2 separate regions of the Homo sapiens genome follow, and region 2 is linked to region 1. The links are chromatin loops, found by intact Hi-C in ENCODE. Cell type or tissue: PC-3. All regions are shown on one strand. Links, peaks and the distances in the headings refer to the core of each region. The heading gives the core; the rest is flanking DNA. Region 1 has its middle 67 kb from the start of PLCH1-AS1. Region 2 has its middle 4.5 kb from the start of PLCH1.

The links. Peaks named below come from ENCODE experiments on the same cell type or tissue, not always from the same donor. Only the 100,000 strongest peaks of a DNase experiment are listed, where the experiment ranks them.
Region 2: a loop joins it to region 1, with 2.3 times the contacts of the local background. A loop is called at or near these places in 1 of 110 quality-filtered maps.

The regions. Positions count from the first base shown.
Region 1 is chr3:155,378,596-155,385,519 of GRCh38, reverse strand. No RefSeq gene overlaps it. Among named protein-coding and RNA genes, the nearest start is that of PLCH1-AS1, 67 kb to the left of the region's middle. In PC-3, for the core only: a CTCF peak has its summit at 2,922 (motif pointing left); a DNase peak (open chromatin) is centred at 2,919.
Region 2 is chr3:155,746,065-155,752,988 of GRCh38, reverse strand. No RefSeq gene overlaps it. Among named protein-coding and RNA genes, the nearest start is that of PLCH1, 4.5 kb to the right of the region's middle. In PC-3, for the core only: no CTCF peak of the experiment used is centred there; a DNase peak (open chromatin) is centred at 3,848; H3K4me3 peaks cover 647 bases; H3K27ac peaks cover 1,050 bases.

The DNA of each region.
Region 1 (6,924 bases), core at 1,656-4,155:
CTGAACAAAGTTCTCTGGATGCTCACCCAACTCTGGTAAGTGGGGAGTGTTTACCAGTGCAGATGACTTGTAAGCAGGTTCTTGAAGGATGAGTAGTTTTCCAAGTAATATATTGGTGCAAGAAGATTCTAGCCCCAGGAAACAGCACTCACAAAAGCATGGAGGTGTTCATGGAACAGTGGGAAGTTCAGTGTTGATGGAAGGGGTACCCCTAGGATGCACAAGCAAGTGTCTGATATTGGGAAACACAAAAGGTAGAGCCTGTTTCAGGGGAAAGTCAATGGCTTGACTTTGGGGTTTTCATAAGATTCTTCATCTCAGACCCCAGTGGTAGCGCTGTGAACTCCTGGCCTCTGAAACTCCAGAGGGGACCTGGGAAGCTTCTTTGGACCTAGCTTTTAGAGGACTCTCATCTCATGTGCAGACAGAGTCCTCTTGAGGTTGACTCTGAAGTGGGCGCAAGTTGTGGAGTGAGATGTTTTTTAAAATACCTCTGTTTTAAAATACACCCTCTGCTCTCCTCAGTGGGCCAAGGCCACAATGCAGCAAGGCTGTTGACTAAGACCCTCTGCCCAGACATGCTTCAAGGAAAGGGCTGGTTCTGGGGCACAGGATCCAGTCACTCATTTCTTTATTTGGCAAACACTTATTGAGTGCCTGCTGTGTGCTGGGTATTGTGCTTGGCTTGATGGTGAAAGATTCTCTCCTTAACCAAACTCTAATCAGGCTCCTCTGAACTCTCTTCTCAATTAGGTCCTGACCTTTGGGCTTCCTTTTTTATCTCTGTATTGTCTAATTTTACCAAGAATCCTGTCGAGTCAGTTTAATGTTAATCCTCGATATCTGATCACCCTCACTACCTGACCAGGTTCCTTATCCTCCATCATCCTCCTGGGTGATGTCTGACCGCCCTGGCCTGCCTTCAGCAAGAACCCAGTTAGGTTAACCTCTTTACTCCTATTGTTTCTTCTTAGTAATTTTTCACCCACTGACCACCTTCCCCCCACTTTGGGTATACATTCCCACTTTTTCTTTGCTATCTTCAGAGTTGAGCCCAATCTCTCTTCCCTATTGCAATATCCCATTGCAGTGGTCCCTACGCCTATCATGATGGTCCTGAAAAAAGTCTGCCTTATCATCTTTCACTGGTGTCATGAATAATTTTTCTTTAATGGTGAATATGAAGTTGAATAAGACAACTCCCTGGGTTTGTGTTTACTTCTGCCATTGATGCTATTTTTAAAGCTCTGCGGCCCTTCCTGTATTTTTCTTTCTCACTGAGCAAAACAGGGTAAATAGCCTGCAAATTCTCACCAAAAGAAAAAAAAAAGTGCTGTGAGTTGAATAAACTCAAATGAGCAAAGAAAACCAGAATATGTTTTACTTACTCTATTCTTCAATAAAATGTTTTACTGTTATATTTAGGATATAATTCACTCCCCAGGAGAGCACCACTTGAGAACAATTGGTTGAACAAAGTTTCTAGGTCTGAATTATCTTTTTGGATAAAAAAGCTTTTGATGAATAATGATAATAATAATAAAGATGCACTGGAAAATGTCTTGTATTAAAAGGGGGAAAAATCTCAGACATTAATGCTATGTCCAGTCTCTCTATAAAAACCCGTCAGCTTCTTGCTGTTTTTAGTCAATTTCACAGTGGGGAAGAGAAACAGGCTGCTGGATTAGGAGAAACAAGTTCAAAGAAGGCAGCACAATTGCTGAAAACATTCCCTCAAAAGGAGAGCTTTTTAGTTGTAGCTAAATATATGGAAATAAAAAGCAAATAGAGGTATGGGTACATGTACGGGGTTGAGGGGTGATCATATTGGGAAGTACAGACTCCAGGGAGAGTTGTGAAGCTGCCTTTTTGAAGAATAACAGGGAACTTTATGCTGTGAAATTGACTATAAATTTGCAGAGTGCAAACCTTCCTATTCTTCCAGGCTTAGAAGAGAGATTTGCCCACAGTCAGTACTCACACAGGGCACCTTGGGGTAAGGGCAGGATCTGTTGAGCAAGGAGACTAGGATCCTGGTCCCAGCTCTGTCACTACTCAGTTCCCATGGCAGGTCTCAATGAATATTTATTGAATGAATAATTTGTATGCATTTTATTAATTTTAATATTAGCAGATGCTCTAAGGCAATGATGGTCCTGGCTGTATGGCCATTCTCCCAGAGTTCATGCTATTACCATAAAACCTAGGACGAACTTCATTGAATTCTTCTTCATTTTCATGTCAAGGTATTTTCAGAGAAGGACAGGGGACTATTTAAGTCAGCAAGAACCAACACTTGACACTCATGGCCATGAGATATGCTTTGGACTTTGCCAAAGGAATTCTACAAAAGGAAGGACATGAAAGGAACTTGCTACCACACAGTTTGGCCTAAGAATTGGAAGGAGAGGAAGCTATGTGAATTTGACAAAGGACTACATTAAAATCAGAGATTGTGGCACAGTTGGGTGAATGGCAAAAGGAGATGCAGGGTTTGTGAAGTAGTGATTTTCCCTGACACTGTGCCGTGGAAAAGGAGGGAGCCAGGAGATATTAAAACTGCTGATAAATGAAAACACGACTGTTTCCTGGTCACTGAATACCTGGAACATCCCTGCTGCTGGGGGCCCCTTTCTATTCATACCATAAATATATGCATGGTGTTTTGTGCTGTCCCATCAACCAGTGTATGACACTGTTTAAAAGTCTATTAAAATATATGTTTGGAATATTTATTGTACAATGATATCAATACAAATTTCTAAAGGGAAAAATGGATTGATAATCTTATTACACTGCCAAACCAATTGTCTTTATTTTCTCCATTTCTTTCCAGTCCTTTTTCACAGTCCCATGTCAGCTTCCTGATGGGCTGGGCTGGTCATTGGGATCCTATGTGGCCCAGCTGGCGCTGCAGCGCCACCACGTGGCTTCCTTTGCTCTTTATTGGGCCTACATTCCCAGTGTCCTGCCCAGATGTCAACATGTTTGTGGCTGCCGTTTGGTCCCCACTTTCCTTATGGGATCCTGGCAACCTGCTATCTCCAGCCTTTTCTGGGCCCTGCTTTTTTCTGACAAGACTGTTATCATTCATATGTAAAAGCTTATATAAAACTTATATATGTTACATAAGTTCATAAAAATGTATAAAAACTTTTAACAAATTTGCCGATAAAAATGTTTATCATCTACCTGTAAAAGTTAGTGTTTTCCACTTAAGTGTGGTGTAGGGCATAGCAGCTCCTTCTTCCTAGCATATGCATGGGAAATTCTGTCAAATCTTTCTACACTTTGATTTATTCCAAGGCAATATCCACTGTATTTGCTCTGTATGGCTCCAAAAATCAGTCTATAACATCCTAAAGTATAAATATCTTGCTTTGCATAACAATTTTTCCTACTTCCAGATAGTCAATAATGCTGAATCGTTTCGTAATCTGTCTTTTCTCTTGAATTTTTTTCTTAATTAATTGACCTTAATTCCTAAGGTTAAATCCCATAAGTGGGATTATGAATGAAAACATTAAGTTTATTTTGGTTTTTACCAAGATAAGATGGTAACTTGGACACATTCGTACCTTACTGGAGGACGACGGACCATCATTATGGTTCTCTTGAAATAGTTTAGTTTTGTAGGGAAGAGGGTGCTGTTTCCCATGTTTACTGGCATGTGTATTGGAACAGAGAGGTGACCACCCCTGTCACAGGCCCTCTTTGTGCTGCTTTCCATTAGGGTTCTGTGAAAACAGAAGTGAGTATGAAGAATATCATGTGACTGAAAAAGTAAAGCACTCTGTGATTTATTGCAGCACATTTGAGTTTTATGAGTGATATTTACTATAGTCTCTATGGATTGGCTGGACTGCCTTTCTGCCTATGCCTTTTTTTTTTTTTTTTTTTTTTTTGGAATTTGAGGAAAAATTTTCTTTTTTCCCTCCAGATAGTATACTAGTGCATGAAGTTCCTACTGTGTTACTTGCTTGAAGATCATGTTAAATTAACCAGTCAATGTCTGTGTAGAGAAAGATCCTTGTCCTAGGCTGTCATAGTGTGAGCTCACCTTGAATGGTGGTAAGTGGGTTCCGTGTGGCCCTGGAAGGTACTGGTGGAAGCAGGCACTCCTTAACTGAGAACAGTAGTGTAAAGCCATAGCTTCTGGGAAAGCCTGAGAGAAGTTTGGTAGATCTGGAAAGTCATTGTCTGGAAAGCTAGACAACTCTGTAATAGAGCCACACCTCAACCTGGGGCCAAAATGGCCACAGATTTAGACACTGGCTTTTGCTCCACATGAGGGAGTGGTAGGTGAGGGGTGGGGATAGGGGTTGGTTATACAGGTCATGGGAAAAGCAAAGGGCAGTCTCAATTTGAAGGCACTCTACATGCAAAAGATTCACCTTCCACCTCTTTCCCTCTACCTTCCTTACCTTCTGACTTTTAGAAATAAATAAGCACAGAACTAAAGCCATACTAGAACCAGTTAATAGTTTATTTTCATAATAAGTTTTCAAATAGACATAGACTAGTAAATAGATTTGAAATTGCAAATGTCTTGAGGTTTGAGGTTAAGAAGTTTGAATTTTGGAACATTCTCTTTATGAAGGAAGAAAAAATTTATAAGGCAAACAAATGAGATTTCATGAATCAGTTTATTTTGTTAATTACAAATTTCTCACTATTTATTAATCAAATTAATGGAAGGTAAAGCCCTCTGTATTAGTTTTCTAGGGTTGACATCACCAAGTACCACAGACTGGGTAGCTCAAGCAACAGAAATTCATTTTCTCACAGTTCTGGAGGCTACAAGTCCAAGATCAAGGTGCTGGCAGAATTGGTTTTTCTGAGATCTGTCTCCTTGGCTGTAGATGACTGTCTTCTTCCTCTGTTTTCACATGGTCTTCTCTCTGGGTATGTCTGTGTCCTAATCTTCCCTTCTTACAAGGACACCAGCCATATTGGGTTAGGCCCCACACTAATGGCCTCATTTTAGCTTAATTACCTCTTTAAAGGCCCTATCTCCAAATACAGTTTAAGTTCTAAGGAACTGGGGGTTAGGGCTTCAACATATGAAATTTGGAGGGACACAATTCAGCCCACCACCTTTCTTTGTGAGATTTTTGGGAAGCATTTTAACAATATGAAGCTTTTCTGGGATTAAAGAGTGTATTAAAATTTTTGAAGTTTCTACTATGTATGTGCTCAGAACTTGCCAGGTTCAACAAGGGACTCAAACAGAGGGTGGAGTCCTTTTCAGAGAAAGTTAAAATGAGTTGAAAGACAGTAATAACTTTTAAAATGTGAAATGGAAAGGGCCATTTATAAACAATTTGCTAAAATAAATGGCTATCATCAAGAGGAGAGACTCCTTCGGGTTGGAGTTTCAAGGCAGGTTATGTGCAAGAGGTGGACTTTGAGATGGAGCATAGATAATACACCTGTCTATCCCCTTCTTTTTAAGTGCCATCATTTCCATCCCTGTGTCTACATATTTTCATGGCTTATTTAAAACAAAAACACTGGGGGATCTGGTGTTTGGGTCTCCCTTCCCTTCTTCTTTTTCCTTTTCTTACTTAAATTGTCTTTATATATTTTTCTTTCTAAAAAAAAAAAATAGGGACTGGCGTGGTGGCTCACGCCTGTAATCCCAGCACTCTGGGAGGTCGAGATGGGCAGATCACTTGAGGCCAAGACACCAGCCTGGCCAACATGGCGAAACCCCGTCTCCACCAAAAGTACAAAAATCAGCTGGGCATGGTGGCGTGCACCTGTAATCCCAACTACTTGGGAGGCTGAGGCAGGAGAATCATTTGAACCTGGGAGGCGGAGGTTGCAGTGAGCCAAGGTCACGCCACTGCACTCCAGCCTGGGTGACAGAGAAAGACTTTGTCTCAAAACAAACAAACAAACAAACAAACAAACAAACAAACAAACCCATAATTTATTTGACTGTGGTAATCCTTACACAATCTTCCTTACACATTTTGTAAGGAATCATTACATTGTACTCCTTGAGTGTATATAATTTTTATTTGTCAATAATATCTCAATAAAGCTGGAAAAAAGTAAATTAATACATAAAAGAAAGACCATAGTACCACTACCAGAACACTCTTTTACCTAGTGTTATATACATTTATCTTTCTTAGTGGAACTCAAAGTTATCTGCATACGTAAAATTTATAGAGATAAGCAGTGTTTCTGATTTAAGTGAAACTTATAATTTTTCCCTTTGTGAGAACCCCCAGAATGAACACCTCACAGGCAAATTTAGAAAGCAATGATAAAGGCCATTTATATGTAAGTCAGAAATAATTACTTCCTAAATGTCGGCCACTAATACTGGCTGTAAAATAGCCCCAGGCTTTGGATGAGAGCGCACAAAAAATGAACAAGAACATGATCGAGAGCCATCAGGGAGCAAGAGCGAAGCAGATAGTGGAGCTGGGTGTGCTACAGCCTGAATGCTGGCATCTCCCAAAATTCGAAGGTTGAAACTTAACCCCGATGCAATAGTATTAGGACATGTGGCTTTTAGGGGATGATTCAATCAAGAGGGTGGGGATGGGATTAGTGCTCTTATAAAAGAGGTTGAAGGGAGATGCCACGCCCCTTCTGCCATGTGAGGCACAGAGTCTTCACCAGACACCAAATCCGCTGGCACCTTGATCTTGGACTTCTCAGCTTCCAGAACTGTGAGCAATAAATTTATATTGATAAATTACCCAATCTAAGGTAATATGTTACAGCAGCCTGATGGATGAAGACAGGGTCAGGAGACCTTTTTTGAACTCACACTAAAATGCCATTTCTGTGTTTCTAGTAGTTTCCAGGGTCTAAGAAAAGTTTTACAGATTTGACATTTTTAATGACAAAACTTCATTTGATTTCACCCAAGAAGTAGTTAGTGCAAATTTTGATTACTGGTTT
Region 2 (6,924 bases), core at 2,328-4,827, 370 kb before region 1:
CACAGTGCTGCCTTGTCATTTTGACCAGGACCTTTTTTTTTCAGTCAGAATTTCCCCCATGCATCCCATCAGCCTACACCGTGAAGATTAATTTGCTGAAATGATCTGAGAGAACATTTTGTAAACTTGTCAAGTTTAAAAAGGGAGACATTTATTTTGGACAAAGCAAGCCCTCTTAATATGTAGCTAGTTTAATTATGCAAATAAGTGAAACAAAAACTAAATACAAATTTTGAGGTGCAGAAAAACTTTTGCTCTGTTTGTACAGAAAAATCCAACCATTTGTTTTCTGGTTAAAAATAAACAGGTGTTAGTAAGAGAGTGCACACCCCATTAGAATTCCAACTGGTAGGGAAATAGAAGAGTTTTCCTGGTGGTGTAAATTGCCTCCCCCCACAATGTCCCCCGTCTTTCAAAACTTTAGAATTTGCACTGTAACTCTTTCACCAGTGTCTTTCCTCATTTTCTGTCTACAATTCAGTTTGCTTGTCTTTCTAAACTTTTGTTCAATGTCTATAAAAATGGTGCTTCAGATTCTTTTAATTATATTATTGAATTCTACAGAATTTTTTAACAATAGTATTGGAGGGGGAACCCAGTATATTCCATGAGGGAAATATGTAGCCTCATAGTTTCAGTATTACTTCTAAGGCTGAATAAAGAAACTTCAATTAAAGGTCTGTCTTGGTGAGCAAGCTTTGACCATCTTGAAAGTTGCAGATATTGGCTCTGTGGGAGGTCTTTCTGGAAACAAAATGCACAGAGCTGAGTTGTGAAGCTCTTAGGAAGGAGGAAAAGGGGCTCTCTCCTTCTCTGACACTATTGTTTCCTCCAACTACTTCATTCCCCTTCCCACCACAGGAGAAATAAACAATCAAACAAGTTGGAGAAAAATAGAAAATGGGGAAAGTTCACTTTAATTAGCACACTTACTGCCTTTTAGAAAGTGTTCACCCGATTTTGCGAACTAAAATCTCCCAAAAAGTATAACTGAAGTTAAGAAAATCTTTGTTGAATAAAATTAACTTAGGCACAGCTATGCTATTTTCCCTTCACCCAGCATTCACAGGATGAAGTATTTTGCCAAGGCAGTAAAGTGGGGACCTATTATTTAGAATTCTGATATGTAGTCCAGGCTCATTCCTCAGTTTAACAATTTAGCTCATGTTTTCTCCTTATTTGTAAGGTGAAATGTGCATTTGCTTATTGCTTATAATATTTTTGACCTTTCCAGATAAAAGGGGAAAACAGTTACATAGGCTTTTTTTTTTTTTTGAGATGGAGTTTCACTCTTGTTGCCCAGGCTGGAGTGCAATGGCACCATCTTGGCTCACCGCAACCTCCGCCTCCCAGGTTCAAGCGATTCTCCTGCCTCAGCCTCCCGAGTAGCTGGGATTACAGGCATGTGCCACCACACCCGGCTAATTTTTTTTTTGTATTTTTAGTAGAGACAGGGTTTCACCATGTTAGCCAGGAGGGTCTCGATCTCCTGACCTCGTGATCCGCCCGCCTTGGCCTCCCAAAGTGCTGGGATTATAGGTGTGAGCCACCGCGCCCAGCTATATAGGCTTGTTATAGAAAAAATGTAAACAGCTGCCATTTAAAAATAAGTCATTAAAAAAAAGTTATAGTCTGTTGGTAAGAAATGAAAAATCAGAGTTTAGCCTTAAAAAGTTATTTTCCAGCAGAACACCTGTAGTTTCAGCTACTCAGGAAGCTGAGGCAGGAGGATTCCTTGAGCCCAGCAGTTAAGAGTCCAGCCTGGGCAACATAGTGAGAGCCCCATCTCTTAAAAAACATTATTTTCGGCTGGATGCCGTAGCTCATGCCTATGATCCCAGTACTTTGGGAGGCCGAGGTGGGTGGATCACCTGAGGTCAGGAGTTCGAGACCAGCCTGACCAACATGGTGAAACCCCGTCTCTACTAAAAAACACAAAAATTAGCCAGGCACGGTGGCGGGCGCCTGTAATCCCAGCTACTCTGAAGGCTGAGGCAGGAGAATTGCTTGAGCCTGGGAGGCAGAGGTTGCAGTGAACCAAGATCGCACCACTGCACTCCAGCCTGGGTGACAGAGCAAGACTCTGTCTCAAAACAAAACAAAACAAAACAAAAAAAACCCAACATTATTTTCCTCTGTATGCCAAAACATTTCCATTTGTAGACTTGTGGCTCAGGCCTGTAATCCCAGGACTTTGGGAGGCCAAGGTGAGCAGATCACCTGAGGTCAGGAGTTCACCTGGCCAACATGGTGAAACCCCGTCTCTACTAAAAATACAAAATTAGCCAGGCATGGTGGCGCATGCCTGTAATCCCAGCTACTTGGGAGGCTGATGCAGGAGAATCACTTTAACCCGTGAGGGGAAGGTTGCAGTGAGTGGAGATCGCGCAGTTGCACTCCAGCCTAGGGAACAAGAGCAAAACTCCGTCTCACACACAAAATAATAAATAAATAAATAAATAAATAAAAGTTTAAATAGGTTTCAAATGTTAACAGTAAAAATAATTGGCATATTTGAGAGCTCATTTTGTAGCAGGCATTTTGCTAAGGGCTTTGCATACACTGGTCTTATATAATTTACCATAAGAGGCATGCATTTCTTTCAGTAACCAGCATCATAGTACTGCAAAAATGTGTTAGTTTATGAATTTAAGTATTTCAGAGAATCTCCATATTCCTGGATAAAGTTGTCAAAATATTAACAATTGTTGAAACACAGCGACTAATACATAGGGTTTTATTATACTATTCTACTTTCGTGTATATATAAACACTTCCATGATAAAAAAAATCAAAAACACAAAACAAAACAACTCTTTCAGAGATCAGCTATCCTGGTTATGTTCCTTCCTCCCCATCTCCAGCTCCTGTCAGTTGGCCCCACATGGGGACACATGCTTCTTCAGCTGGGGAGGGAAAGATTGGTAGAACTTACAGTTGGCCATTACTACTCCTCTCTCCTCAGTCTCCCATGATGGATTTAGGAAATTCCTCTTCTGATCTACTTTGTAGATTAAGTCATATACATATGAATCAGTATAAAGGTGTTTCTTTCTTTGGCAGCAGATTTAAGAGAGGGCAGCCTAGGGAACATCTATTCTTTTTTTTTTTTTTGAGACGGAGTCTCGCTCTGTCACCCAGGCTGGAGTGCAGTGGCGCGATCTTGGCTCACTGCAACCTCTGCCTCCCGGGTTCAAGCAATTCTCTGCCACAGCCTCCCGAGTAGCTGGGATTACAGGTGCCTGCCACCATGCTTGGCTAATTTTTGTATTTTTAGTAGAGACGGGGTTTTACCATATTAGCCAGGCTGGTCTCGAACTCCTGACCTCATGATCCACCCGCCTCAGCCTCCCAGAGTGCTGGTATTACAGGTGTGAGCCACCGTGCCCAGCCCATATCTATTCTTTTTATTTGCCAGAATCTCTTCCTGCCTTCACTTGGTAGGACCAGCCCCTTTCATCTTGGGAACAAATCCTCCCTGGTTCCAAGCAGTTCTGATGGGCTGCTACTTATAATACCCCGCCTTCCTGGCCATAAGGGTGTGTGTATAATCAGGATCTGGCCACACATATACTCTACTTATTGTTGTCCACAGTAATTGACCTATGGATGGACACATGACCTAAGTCAGGTCAGTTCGAATCCTTTCCTACCATCTTATTTACAGATGGTAAAAGCAAAAAGGCCTCTCTAGCTGAGACGATTGAAACCTGGAGCTGTCTCTAGTCATGCTCTCCCCACCCCCAGCTTGTACAGAAAGCTCATATGGAATAGGAGAGAATAGGATCAAAACACTGAGAAAAGCAGAGACAGGGAAATAGTAGGAGCAAAGGTGAAAGTGTGAGAGTGACAAAAATTCCTTGCTTGGCCAAACAAACATTAGTCATGCTTCTGAGCCTTCTCCTGGGCCCATATGTGCGTTTTCTTGTAAAACTCAGTTTTAGAAAAGAGTTCTGCCAAGTCAGTTTAGCAAGAACCCCCACTCTCCATATCTGATCATTCTCAATATCTGATCAGATCCCTCATCCTCCACTATTGCCCAGGTCATGTCTGATCTCCCTGGCCTGTGTTCAGCAAGAATCCAGTTATGTCGGGTTAGCTAGAGTTCCTCATATTCCTGATGTTTCCTCTTAGTGATTTTTCATCCAGCAACCCCATCTGTTCTTTGTCTATAAATTCCAAGCTGCCTATGCTGTATTCTGCATGAGCTCCTTGCAGTAGTCCCTGTGCCGATTTCGATCGTGCTGGATAAAGCCTTCCTTACCATGCTTTAACACTGACTAATTTTTTCTTTAACAAGAGAAATGCTGATTCTGAATTGCTAGACTCCCACCGTTTCTGAAGTCCTTATCCTTCCCCCTATCTTAAAGTGGGAGTCAATACATCAGCTTTTTTTACTCAAGCTGGTTTGATAAGGGGTTTTGTTATTTGTACCTAAAAGCCGTGACCAATTTGTAGAGTAGGGCCATAAAGACAGGTACTACGCTCTACTTCAGGAGTGCTATCTATATTCCAGCTAAGGCTTACCACCTAGAGCAGTGCCTGGTACATGGCAAGTACTAAAGAAATATGTGTTGAAAGAGGAGTGCCTCTTCCTTGATACGCTTTTTTGGTCAATGGTTTTCTTAACTTGGTGCATTGATTAAAATAGGGAACATTTATCTCCTTTCCTCTCTTGCTCGTGGATATAACTCAAGATGGTTGCTGTTTAAATTTGAACACCTTAAATAAATGGCTCTTTTTGCAACTGGAAGCACAATTTTTGCACAGCTAGAAAAATCTTTTTCCAACACAGAAATTCCCAGTGCAGTTTTCTAAGAAACCCCCTACGATACGCAGCACAGCAGGCTCACCACAAGGCACATCAATCATTTTACTGTGTATCAGGCACCTCTTACAGGATTTTCTGTGATCCTGGTGTCAGTGCACATTCTGTATCAAGGCAGAGATGATATGTAGAAATCTGGCAGCTATTTAGAAGGGAGGCTGGGCAGTGGTGTGCCAGTATAATTAATGAGAGTCATCGCTTAGGAAATGAAGAGGGTGGGGGTTGGGAAGGATGCCTTTCACCATTCAATGGCATTTAAGAAAAATTGATGCTTTCTTAGCACTTTTAATGCTGGGAGGACATTAAGTCAAAGAATCACAGCAAAAGATTTTTGTAACTACTGTACAGATGGATGTCCCTGTGCTTGAAGAGGCAGGGCTAATTCAACCCCAGACTTTTCAGCCAGGCGGATTTCAACCTTGTATTGAGCTACCAGCAGGAGTTCTTTATACTTGGAAAAGTGGTAAATCCTTACTAAAAGATCATAGCTTGCATGACCAAGAGATCCTCTAGAAAAGGTACTTTACTACCATGTAGGATGTTTGTCTTACCTGCCCAAAGAAGTTTTAATGAAGATCTCATTTTCTCCAGTTCCCCTTTAACCAGTGAAAGAGGAGGGTATTATTTGTTTTGTTTTTCTATTTATTCTTTGGTAACCATGGAAGAGTTTGTGTAACCTAGAGAGGCTGCTTATTACCCACTGTCTAATCCCTTTGTTATTATTCCATACTCTGATTGTCACAAGCAGGAAAAATAGTTCTGTCCTGCTTCTAAAAACTTAGCAATGTAACACATTTTCTTGTTTTTAGTGATTTTCTCCAATTAATTAATTAATTGTTTTAGTGATTTTTCTCAGATAAATAATGTTAAAACGACTTGGAGAGAAAAGCTACATTAAAAGATTATGGATGTATAAATGTCCTAAACATTTAAGAACATGCATAATTATGATTCATACCAACTTCAGAATTATTACCTTTGGGAAGGGGTGGGGGTAACGAGTCAGGAGTTGGGGTTTAGCTATATCTGTAATGCTTTATTTAAAAAAGAAGGGCTGGGGGGAGCAGGAGTATTACATGGTATATATCCTGTTTTTGGTAGGTTTGAAATATCACACAATTTAAAAATTTAAAAGTTTACAAAATTATGGGAGTTGATTAAAACTATCAAAATAAAGAATGCATAGCAAACAAGTGCTCTTATTATGAACTTTGTGTCTGAGTTTATTTCAACATGTGCATCTGCATTTTTTCAGACTCAAGAAAGACAAACACCGGAGGTTAGGGGGTGAACTGCTGCTGTTGAGGGATTATCTTGGTGGTTTTTTTTTTTTTTTTTTTTTTTTTGGCTTTTCTATTCACCATGGAGGTTACCAGCAAAACAAATCTCCAACAAGCTTGTTTACAAAATATAAAGCAGTTTGGAGGCAGAGGGTTAATGACTTAATTTCTTATAAATTGAGGCTTGTGTATGGGCATGCAAAAAAACAAAAACAAAAACAAGTAAATTTGGGGAGGTTTCTTTCTATAGAGGCAAAGGACCTTACCTACATTTTTTCCAAATTGATTTCTTCCTGGTACTATTGGCAGGAAGAAATTCAAGTGGGTATTCTGGTGGCTTTTTTCTTTTTTCTGAGAGTCTAGGATTGTTTTCAGGACAAAGTTTCTTCTTGCCCATGGTGCTTTGCTGTGACATTGTAATTGCCTCTGTTGAATTGAATAATACAAATGGGTTGTTTCTATGGTATCGGCTAAGTGGGATGAAAAGGTGAAACCCTAGATCTTGCGCTGAGAGGTCACAGTGCTACCACCCTCCACACTGTCTGTCAAAGAGAACAGGCAGCCAAGGCCCTGAGCTCCAATCTCAGGCACTCATTTGTAACTTACTCGTTTGTAACTTCCTGGGCAAATTCACGCATGAAAAAAGAAAATGACTTTAGTTTATGTTGTCACTAAGCCCAGAAAATCCCTGCCAACCCCATGCTGCCAGCTTTCCTAGGACATTCTTATTGGAGGATTATTTTAAACTGAAAGGTGAGTGAAGAGCTGCGTCCCCACTCCTTCCCAGCCAGGCTTTGAACTAACAATAGGGCAGGT